Linked DNA regions of Homo sapiens: region 2 is linked to region 1. A link is a contact called in ENCODE Hi-C or POLR2A ChIA-PET data. All regions are on one chromosome and are shown on one strand. The core of a region is the stretch at or near the end of the contact, and the rest is flanking DNA. Distances in the headings are between cores, read along the strand shown.

The links. A loop is a pair of places that touch in the nucleus more often than their neighbours do. ChIA-PET counts read pairs that join two places held with the same protein, here RNA polymerase II (POLR2A). Pooled maps may share reads with other maps.
Region 2: a loop to region 1 is called in a map of Caco-2, with 9 times the contacts of the local background. The contact joins two enhancer-like sites. A Hi-C loop is called at or near these places in 4 of 168 maps with a recorded cell type or tissue (Caco-2, HepG2, aorta and 1 more) and 9 of 50 pooled maps. POLR2A ChIA-PET finds 5 or more read pairs at or near these places in 1 of 52 experiments (AG04450).

What each region holds. Positions count from the first base shown.
Region 1 is chr3:188,050,729-188,056,212 of GRCh38, forward strand. No RefSeq gene overlaps it. Among named protein-coding and RNA genes, the nearest start is that of LINC01991, 77 kb to the left of the region's middle. RefSeq lists an enhancer at 1,467-2,439. Within about 2 kb of position 1,568, at least 21 of the 41 ENCODE cell types and tissues checked have a DNase peak (open chromatin) inside an H3K27ac peak, as active enhancers do.
Region 2 is chr3:188,119,625-188,125,260 of GRCh38, forward strand. No RefSeq gene overlaps it. Among named protein-coding and RNA genes, the nearest start is that of LPP-AS2, 32 kb to the right of the region's middle. Within about 2 kb of position 3,692, at least 3 of the 41 ENCODE cell types and tissues checked have a DNase peak (open chromatin) inside an H3K27ac peak, as active enhancers do.

The DNA.
Region 1 (5,484 bases), core at 318-2,817:
TTCAGGCAATTCTCCTGCCTCAGCCTCCTGAGTAGCTGGGAGTACAGGTGCCCGCCACCACGCCTGGCTAATTTTTGTATTTTTAGTAGAGACAGGTTTTCACCATGTTGGCTAGGCTGGTCTCAAACTCCTGACCTCAGGTGATCCACCCACCTCAGCCCCCCAAAGTGCTGGGATTACAGTCGTGAGCCACCACACCTGGCCATAACTTTCTTCTTTGTGTTTGGATTATTGTGTGCTCCTTGTAGCTTTGCTCTGGATGGTAAACTCCTTGGAAACGGAAGTTTCCTCTTGCTTTCCATGACTTACTTCTCCTTGTTGGGTTGAGCTGTATGTTTGGGACAGACTAACTTGAGGAACTAAGTCCATGATGACTAGAGGAGCACTGGTTAGCTGAAGGTCTGCCAAGCTTGCTGTAAAAATATTTCAGCTTTAGGTGAGGAGCTGCACTGGCCAACCTGCTTCCTTGTAGCTCCAGGGTTTCATGCACGGGGTCTATGAATAGCCAAAGCAAAAGGCCACACTAAGCATCTTTTCTGCTCCTATCCCCAATCTTGAGTTCAGAAAGATCTGCTAGGGATCAGTGCTTTAAATCATCTCTCCTCACTCCCTGTAGAAAAGCCCTCCTTCCAGGAGCTGACTAATGCTTACTGTCCTTTCCCAAGGAGCACTTTTTTTTTTTTTTTTTAGACAGATTGTTGCTCTGTCACCCAGGCTGGAGTGCAGTGGCGCGATCTGGGCTCACTGCAACCTCTGCCTCCCGAGTTCAAGCAATTCTCCTGCCTCAGCCTCCTGAGTAGCTGGGATTACAGGCACACACTACTACGCCCAACTAATTTTTGTATTTTTAGTAGAGACGGGGTTTCACCATGTTGGTCAGACTGGTCTCCAACTCCTGACCTCGTGATCCACCCTCCTTGGACTCCCAAAGTGCTGGGATTACAGGCGTGAGCCACCGCGCCCACCCCAAGGAGCACTTTCTGTTGCTTTCTGGGCAGGCTGTGTTTTTACCCTGTGCCCATCTCTCTCTCCCTGGCCCTCTGGTCTGCCCGGCACAGGTAAGGAGTCCGAGAGTCACCCTTCTCCTATGAGTATTCCGGTGGCTGCTGCTCTACCCTTGGGAGGTGGAAAAGGCACCAGCACAAGGCTTCCCCCGCCCACTCATCTCAGCTTCTTGCTTTCTGCACTGGGCCGTGTGGGGTGCTGGGAGTTTCGTGATCACAAGGAAAAGAGATGCGGGCGCCAGGCAGGGAAGGAGGACAAAGAGCAATCCCCTTATTCATGCATTCTTCAGGAAAAAGAGAGAATTTGACCTGAGCCTATTTTCCGAATAATTCGGCATCAAACAGCAATGAGGCCTGGGACTTTGCCAAGTCTTTGTTTTGTTTTGTTTTTTTCCTTTCCTCCAATCAGCCCAAGGCAATGGGGAGTGGGAGGGGGTGGAGGGGTGGGGGCTACACGCACACTGGGGCTGAGAGGGAATGCTGAGCCTGCAGAAGTGGCCCATTGACAGCTCCTGCTCACAGCAGAGGGGCGGGTGGCACCCCCAGCCTACCACCACAAGGGCAGCTCTGTCCTGTGGGCACAGGGCTCCATCCCAGCCCCACCGGCTGGGAGAGAACAACATTTCCTTATAAGGCCCCGACCGCTTTGCCAAGGCTGGATGGCTCCAACAGACTGTAGCTTTCCATTCTCCTCGTCAGCTCCAGTGCAGGCCTTGAATGTAGCCCTTGTTGTCAGGCTCCTCCTCTCCTCCACAGCCCCCACCTCACCTACTTCCACTCCCTGCCAGAGCTAGCCCCACTGGCGCAGGATAAACAGCCCAGAGGCCTCTCCCACGCAGGGCCTGCCTCGGTTCAGGCCTGCTGGAGGCAGCACAGGGTAGCAAAAGGAACGTGGGAGTCACAGTTTCGGCTGTCCCTGTGCGAAGGGAAGGCCCTTTTCCTCATCTGGAAGATGGGGCTCTAATGGCCATGGGGTCCAAATTCTTTGCATTGTATTCAAAGTCCTTCCCAGTTAAGCTGCAGGTTAACTTCACTGTTTAACTGCCTTTCCATACCTTGAAGGCCAGATTTCCCCTAGCTCTTCCTGTTTCCCCCAAACGCACCTTGCTCACACAGGCCTCCACTGCTTCGTGCACGTGTTTTTCTCTACCTAGGTATTTATCTGCCTAGGTCACTCATCCTGCAGGCCCCACGGTAGGTATGCCTTCCTCCCCTCCCCAGGAAAAAGGAATCATTGCTTTCACTTCGCTGCTCAACATTTGTTTGCACCTCTCTTACAGCTTTTCTGTTTTGCAATTGCAATGATTTCTTTACCTGCCTGTTTCCTCTATAAGATGATGAGCTCCTCCAGGCTCACATGCTCTCCTCTTTCTTTATGTCCATGAGCTCAACCCACAGTACCAGGCACATAATCCAGCTTCACAAAAGATTGCTGCACAAATGCCTGAGCACACAGTGTTGCGTAAGTTCAAAAGAGACAACTATAGTGCAAATACTTGTAAACTATAAAGTGCTGTTAACCCATGAAATGTAAAACTTTATCTTGCTACCCTCCACTCTAATTCTACTGTTTGTCACACTGTTACAGCCCTTTTCCCTGTCTGACCAGTTCTGTATCCAGAATTCCAGGCTCACTGCAACCCCTCAGGAGGTTAACATCTATCACTAAGCCATTACTCATCTTTAGAATCCCAGTGTTGGGGGCTAAAAGGTATGTATCCGAATGTTGCCATACTAGAGTCCACAGAGGCCCTACAGACATACAGTGGCTAAATGGAGAAGCTGTGAGTCCCACTTTTACTATTTATTCATGCTAGGTTCCCACAGCATTCTGGGGGGAAAAATCTGGTGGCTTTAAAAGTTTGAAGCCCACTGATTAATGCTGTCTCAACATATGACAGTTGAAACAACTGAGCCCCCTAAAAGAAAAGCAGCTTTCCCCACATCTCATGTGTTAGCCACAAACTCAAGACCATACCCGGGATCCCCTACTCTTGCTCACCACAGCCATTGCCCTGCTTAGGGCAGAGTGATGACGGATGCAACTGCGTATCTGTCAAGCCGAATGCTTATGGGTCAGGGATACCTCAAGTTCCAAATAAAGAATTTCAGTCTCTGCCAAAACAAATCTTTCTGAATTGGAGATTCTGCAAAAATATCAGGTTAGGGATTTGCAAGCTCAGCACGGTTAAGTACTATAGTAAGACTGTCCCTCTATTCTCCAGGATCCCAGCAACTGTTTCAAAGAGAAATCTCCTATCCCAAGATAAATTAGCCTGTTCTCCGTCCACATAGGGAAGTTTTTCAGAGATATGTTTGTAAAGCGAAACCCATAGTTGATCATGAACCATGTTCTAACACTATTTGCCACAGAGCCAAATTCAGGATATAAGATGGTTCTGCCTTGGGCTCCATCCAAAAGGCTTAAGTTACATGAATACTAAAAATACTTTATTATAATGAGATTTCTGTGTTAGATGCCTAAGGGCAGACTGTTCAGGAAGCAAAATGAAGCCTAAGTAATACTGGGCAAGGACATAGGAGATGAAGCTCTAGTACCAACTCTGATACTTACTGTGAAACTTAAAGCAAGTCTTTATCGGCCTCGATTTTCTCCACTACAAAATGGGAACGATGATACCTTCACATTCTTTTCCAAAGACAGTAAGAATTAGATCAACTGAGACCATGAAAGTGAAGGTACGTTATGACATCAACCAAAAAAATACTGTGCCTAAATAAGAGCTAGTTAATCATAGGCAGTGTTCCTCCCTTTGGGCTGTTCTTCTGGGTACAGAAGAGAAAAAGCTTCCCTCTCCAGCTTCCTGTAATGTTTGCTCCAAACCCTAGCTCCCTCATGGCCACTGGCAACCATACTATTGCTGATCACTTTCCAGGAAATCGAGAGGAGTTAGGGCACTCCTATTAGATTTGCTTCAAGACGCTGGAGAGCAGACAAAGGGAACCATTCTGTCACCCTGTATTCTCTTCCCCTTCCTTCCTAGGTACAAAGAGAAGGGATTTTCCACTTGCAGGCTCTGGGCAGGCTGAGTGAATTTGGGAAGTTGTTTCTCTTCACTGAGCCTCTATTCCCCATTATGTATAATGAAAAGGTGAAACAGAATGGTATTTAAGTTTAGGGGTGGCCACGAAATTTACTGTCAAAACAGGGACACTTTTAAGAATGAAAATATGAGGCCAGGAGCGGTGGCTCACACCTGTAATCCCAGCACTTTGGGAGGCCGAGGCAGGTGGATCACGAAATCAAGAGATCGAGACCATCCTGGCCAACATGGTGAAACCGCATCTCTACCAAAAATACAAAAATTAGCTGGGCGTGGAGGCACACGCCTGTAATCCCAGCTACTTGGGAGGCTGACACAGGAGAATCACTTGAAACCTGGAGGCAGAGGTTGCAGTGAGCCCAGATTGTGCCACTGCATTCCAGCCTGAAGACAGAAGTGAGACTCCATCTCAAAAAAAAAAAAAAAAAAAAAAAAAATTATAATTAAAAAGTATACCAGGATGACTACTGCAAATAGGACTGTCCCAGCCAAGCCAGGACATATGAACACCTTAGTAAGCCCCAAAGCCCCATTTCAAGCTGGGCTATTACTAGGAAAGCAAAACGACCTTGAGAAAAAGAAAGTTTAGTTTCTTCAGTATCACTTTAGCCACACTGAACTTGTGACTGGTTCTACATGTTGTTTTTACGTTTTTCTTAGTCGTTAAGGACACACGCAAAACTAAGTTACACATAACTTCATATGTCTGCGTATTACAAAGTATTTCTATATCCTTTGTCTTCTGCAACAGTCCTGGGAGGCAAACATGGGCAGGTGTTAATCTCACTTTAGAGATTAAAAAGAAAAAGGTTTAAAGGAAGTCAAGGACTTGCCCAGGGTCATGGATCAAAGAGAAACAGCCCTGTCTGGACTCGTGGGCCCATGCTTGTTCCATTGGACCATGTTAATAAGGGAAGCACTTAATTTGCAAATATAGCCCGGCTTTATGAAGGCCAACTTCCATCCAGAAAGTTACTTCTTCTTCCATGGCAATGATACTCAAAGTACAGGTGTTTTCTAGACATGCTGTGAATGTTGTCAGAATCAAAATGGAATCACTTGTGTTAAGAACCCTGAAAATAGAATTAAGAAAGGCCATGAAGAAACGGTTCTCATGCATGAATGCCTGATAACAAGAACTATCACAAAAGACTGCAAAAACTACAATCTTGCATAAATGTAATCTTACACACACACACACACACACACACACACATACACACACACACACAATATTTTTGCAAGGAATCTGCCCAGTAACTGCCTGTCTATCTTTAAACTGGCACCACCCTTTTTACTGATCTGTGTAGCCAAGAATACTACGGCATGCGTATTCCCATTGAAATACCCTATTTCTGAATAAACATTTTTTTTTCTTTTAGAGAGCCTCTCTCTGTTATCTAGGCGGACATCTT
Region 2 (5,636 bases), core at 2,442-4,941, 71 kb after region 1:
TCGTTAGAGGGTTTAACTTCCAAAGCAATGTTTGACCCAACACTCCACTTCCCACTGTGAATTCTGCTTCTTCATTTGAGAACTGCAAATCTCAGCTTTCTGATGCATCCTCAGTCACCTGTTGTTCCCAGCCCTCCGTGAGCAGGTCTGGCCAGTCCCAACATCCTGCTGCCCCTTGCTCTTTGCAAGTGCCTGATGTGGACATGGCCCGCTTCCAGCCTCCAGAACCATGTTTCTGCTCTTCTGTTACTAGGGAAGATCCAGTAAATTTCAGCTCTTCTTTCACCATTATTTATTCATTAAAACAAACTTATGAGGTACGTAGCTGTATTGTCCCCATGTCCCAGAGGTACAAACAGGCTAAGTCACTTGCTCGAAGCCACATGGCTTAAAAGTGGCCGACCTGGCAAAATATGTCAGAAGGACAGGAAATGGGAGATGAGCCCAGGTCTTCTGTCCCCAGGTGGCCCCTGCTCTTTACATTCATTTCAATCTCTCAGCAGGTGACATCACTAGTTTCCAAACTTTTTTTTTTTCTCAAGTACATTTGGGGAAATTAGTTTTTATCCCAGAGAGACACTTCCTGGGGGCAATTAAATATTAGTGGATTGGGTCTTCTTGTTTGATAAAATTTTGCCTTCTAAAAATGGCAAACAGAGTCATGATTTTTTTTTTCAAGATCACATTTCCTCACTAGAAAAATTCACCTTGGGGTAGAGTACTCGGTGGAGAATTCCAGTGAGAAAGGAAAATTTCTCAAAGAGCGGTGAGCAATCACAAAGAAGAACTTTGAAGTAGACAGGAAAAGTATTTGGTACCCTCTAGTATTTGTTACTACAAATGCTGGGCCTTGCAGAGATAAGAATTTCCTAACAAATGAGGGTGTTAGTCAGACTTAAGAGGGATTTTGCACTGTCTTTGGGTATAGACTTTCACAAAGAAAGTTGTGTTCTGAGACGGGCAAAAAAGCTGAAAGAGAGTAAGTCATCCTCGCATTGCGGCTATATGCACAAGCTCTTAGAGGGTGGACATTCGTTCTTCAGTTGATGAATACTTGCAGCCCTGAGTTGGAGAATTCAGGAGGAAAGGAAGGAAGATGAGAAAAAAGGAAAGGAGAGAGCAAAAGTGGAAGGGAGGAAAGAAGGAGAAGAAAATTGCTAAACACTGTTTATCCCCTCACCTCATTAAAAAATTCACTACTATAAAGTTACATTCTATTTTCCACCCATAATACTAACTCTGGGCTCAAGCGCACAAATACACACATGAAAATAATTCAGGGAGGAATTAGCATGTAGAATTACCTGGAATAATGTTTAGTGTGTTCGTTTAGCGGTGTGAGTTGCAGCTTATAAAACACCTCTGTTATGCTGCGTGCTTGGAGGATTCTTTGCATCCACAGTCACAGCAGTGCTGCACACTCTCTTGAGGCCAGGCTCACAGAGAAGGTGGCACTGTGGCATAGAGGGACAGATTTGGCCCCCTGTGAGCTCAGCTCCAGCCTCCCTGCATCCCAAAGCAGAGGGTATTTTCCCTAGTGGAAGAGACAGAAGGAACAGGTCCTCAGTGGAAAAGAGGAGATGAAACGTGTCAGCAGTAGGAACATCACACTGAGAGACAAGGGACGGGGCTACAGTCTTGGCCATGCCATCTCTCATTTAGTGATCTTAGTTAATCACTCCTTTTCTCAGGAAAATGAAGGGGTGTGGCCAGATGGGGCATGGCCTGAGGTTCTCTTGTAACTCTATTTGTTTTTTGTTTGTTTGTTTTTTTGAGACAGTCTTGCTCTATTGCCCAGGCTGGAGTGCAGTGGCACGATCTCAGCTCACTGCAACCTCCGCCTCCTGGGTTCAAGCAATTCTCATGCCTCAGCCTCCCACAAGTAGCTGGGATTACAGGCATGTTCCACCACATCTGACTATGTTTTTTATTTTTAGTAGAGATGGGGTTTCACCATGTTGGCCAGGCTGGTCAAGAACTCCTGGCCTCAAGTTATCCTCCCACCTTGGCATCCCAAAGTTCTGGGATTACAGGTGCGAGCCACTGTGCCTGGCCTCTAACTCTAATTTTTAATGGTGTTTATAATTTAAGTCACAGATTTAACTGTCTGTTTCCCTGTCTATAATGTGGCCAGGTTGGGCCAAATGACCTCTAAGTGGTCTTTGAGTTGGCTCTAAGCTCTAGAAATCTGTAATTCTACGACTAAATCAAGGCTCACTAAACACATGTAAAAGGAGAAAGGCTGCGGTTCCCCAAAGCATACAGGATATCAGGTTGCTCCCAATGTGCTAGCTAAGGCTAAAGTATGAGGTTCTCCAGTGCAGGTCACAGGGCAAACAGGTGAAGCTCTCAGTCACTTGGGTGCAGAGTGGCAGCTTCCCACACCTGAGGCCATTCTATCCCACTACTCCTGCCTTCAGCCCTGCTGTTTCAGCAGCCCTAATCATCAGAAGGTTGCATGGGCCCAGGTTGCACAACTCAGGGTCCCTTCTAAGACCTCTGAAGTCACCCACCCCAAATTCTTCCCCATCCATTCCTAGTACATAGTTTTCCAAAATCTCCCTATAGGTAGCCTGTTTCATCTTTCGGGGACTTTGATGATTAAGAAATATTTTGGGTCAAGGTGTGGGCCAAGGTATGTCTCCCTGTAACTTTTACCATTGGTCAAGTTCTGTCCTCTGAGGCCTCCTGTGACAAGTCTGCCCTCTCTTCCCTGTGGAAACCCACCAGGCCTTCGGTGACAACAGGCAAGGCCTTATGAAGTCTTCTTCTGGGTAAGGAACTCTGTTTTTTCTGATGGCATGGTTTTCGGCTATCTTACTCTCCTGGCCTGTAAATTCTCCACATTGCCAAACACGACATGAGACTTGGGGGATAAAAGATGTAGGTTTGAGTAGTGTGTCCACCAATGGGCTCTATTGCATAACACAGCTAAATTGAAGTTTTTATTTAGGGCGGATAAAATGTTGAATATAAACTTATAAATAATGAAGTGCTGCATAAAGGATTGTTATTACTACTACAGCTACTCTATATTGCTACTAAAAATAACAATTACCCCTACTAAATCAAGAACACAATGCAGCTGTCTTCTGAAACTACAGAATAGGAAAGAGAGCTGTCTTTTGCTTCGTCATTATATTCCTATGCCTTCAGCCTAACACCACTGTCGCTGTTTTGGTAAGCTGTATCTCAGAGTTGGCTCAGCCAGAGCTTACAGGCAACCAAATATTGAAGCTGCAGTTGTATTACACATGCTGCTGTCGGCCTAGGTTTTCCCAGTTCTTGTTATTGTAAAGTTAAGGGATTTACATTTGTCTCTGACATTTCATCATGTTTGTTTCACCCTGTTCAGATACTTTTGGACTATGATTCAGCCATGAAAAACAGTGCTTTCCAATTTTGGCTTCATGTCAGAATCATCTTGGAAAATTTTCTTAGCATAAATATTCCTCCTGAACCCTAGTCTCAAGATTTTAATTAATTTATTGTAGGGTGGGACTCAGGAAGCCATACCTAAAACAAGCATTTTAGGTGGTTCTTATCAGTGAAAGCATGAGGTTCCATCAGCCTGCATTTGGAAATCCAGCGTATACCACAGCCTACTCTGCTCAGTGTCACCTGAGCACTGGATAAACATGGCTTTTCTTTTAGGAAATCTTCTAAAGGGTAAGAAAATATCTACATCAAAGGTCAGGTGAAGACTGTCACAATGTTTGCATTCTGTTAATGTTGTACTTTCACAAGTCATTTCCTTCCTCATTCTCTAAAACAACGTAGATACAGCAACCTACAGATGAGCAGGACATAGACACAATGCTCCCATATGCCACTTTCTTTCCCACCAGGCAAGGTCGTGCCTTCTCATATCAGAAGTGTGCAATCCGGCCAAAAAGAGCATCCAGACTTAGAGTCCAGAGAAATTGACTGAGTAGGCATGTAAGTTGAAACCAATTTACCATTCCCTATTTTACCAACATTTCATCATTTCATTTTACTGGGAAGCCCCAGAGAGGTGCATTTACTTGCCAAGTTCACACAGTTTCGTCTAAAGTGATACGGGAAGATTCTTTCTGGACTTGAAGGAGCCCTATGTCTTCTTTACTGACTTTGATGATTCATTCATTCAGCACACACATACAGAGAATTCTCTGTGTACTAGGGAAGCATTATGTGTGGGATGGAGTAGAAAGAAATGAGACATAGTCCTTTTTCCTTTATCTCATTCTTGAAGTCCAGTAAGACAAGACCTATACAAAAATAACTGCCCAAGGTGGGCAAGAATGAATGCCATAAAAGGTCAAGAAAAGGAAGAATCACATTTTCTTCCTTCTAAGGAAAAGAGTTCTTTTGATCTTTCAGTTAAAAAAAAACAAAACACTAATTTCTCATTAAAAAATATGCTGCATTAAATCCATAATTATGTCCATGTGATCCCTTCAATGTCATCTCCTACATGGTACAGACCCTGCCATTTTTTAAATTATTTCAATAACACTTAGCATAATACAATGCACACCAAGGACTCACCTCTACCTTCAGTCTAAATCTTTTTATTCTTAAGTCCTGGGCATTAGCACAATTTTGTTACTAAAGACCTTTGAAAATGTCTTAGCTCTGTGACTACTGAATTTCTTCATATGGATCTACTTTAAAAGGCTTTCCCCACATTACTAAGGCTGTGGTCTAGTTCTTATATACCACTTGAACAAGAGCCTTCTTGTTACATAAATCCAGAGATCATTCCTCTAAGCCCCTGACTCATTGTTCTCACAGCTAGGCATTTCTGAAAACAAGATGCCATTTTGTTTCTAGGGTCAGAGCTCAAATCTTTATTGCCTCTGGTGAGATGATATTCTGTTCGCTTTCCTCCATTTAAGTATATAACATACCCTAAAGTATGTGCTAATTAATACATCTGTTTGTCTTACAAAGCAGTCGAAAAGCATGTATTTAAACTGTGATTCACATTTTCCCTTTCAGCCCGTCTGCAGATTTTTGTGCATGAGGAGCCTGATTACATTACTATTTTAAAAAGCCAATTAAAAAGTTCACTAAGTGACACTGGTGTGTTTTAGTGCAGGTAATAGAAGCATAAAGCTCTATGTGGCATTAACAAGCTGAAAGATACAACTGGATTTGATGGCAGAATTCATTTCTTCATCTTTCCAAAACAGTCTTCTGGAAAACAACTATGTATCTGTCCCAGAGGCAGGCCATGGGCACGTAGTCTGCACAGGCACTTTTAGGTTACAAAACAGTGAGCCATCTGTGGATGCACTCAGAGGGTTCACTGGCAAAGTCTTTATGGCTACTCCTTTAGAAAAAGAAGGGCTGGGTTGGGCGTGGTGGCTCATGCCTGTAATCCCAGCATGTTGGGAGGCTGAGGTGGACAGATCACAAGGTCAGGAGATCGAGACCATCCTGGCCAACATGGTGAAATCCCGTCTCTACTAAAATACAAAAAATTATCCAGGTGTGGCGGTGTGCGCCTGTAGTCCCAGCTCCTCAGGAGCTGAGGCAGGGGAATCACTTGAACCCAGGAGGCAGAAATTGCAGTGAGCTGAGATTGTGCCACTGCACTCCAGCCTGGTGACAGAGCAAGACTCCTGACCTGTACATTTGCCCAGTCTGAA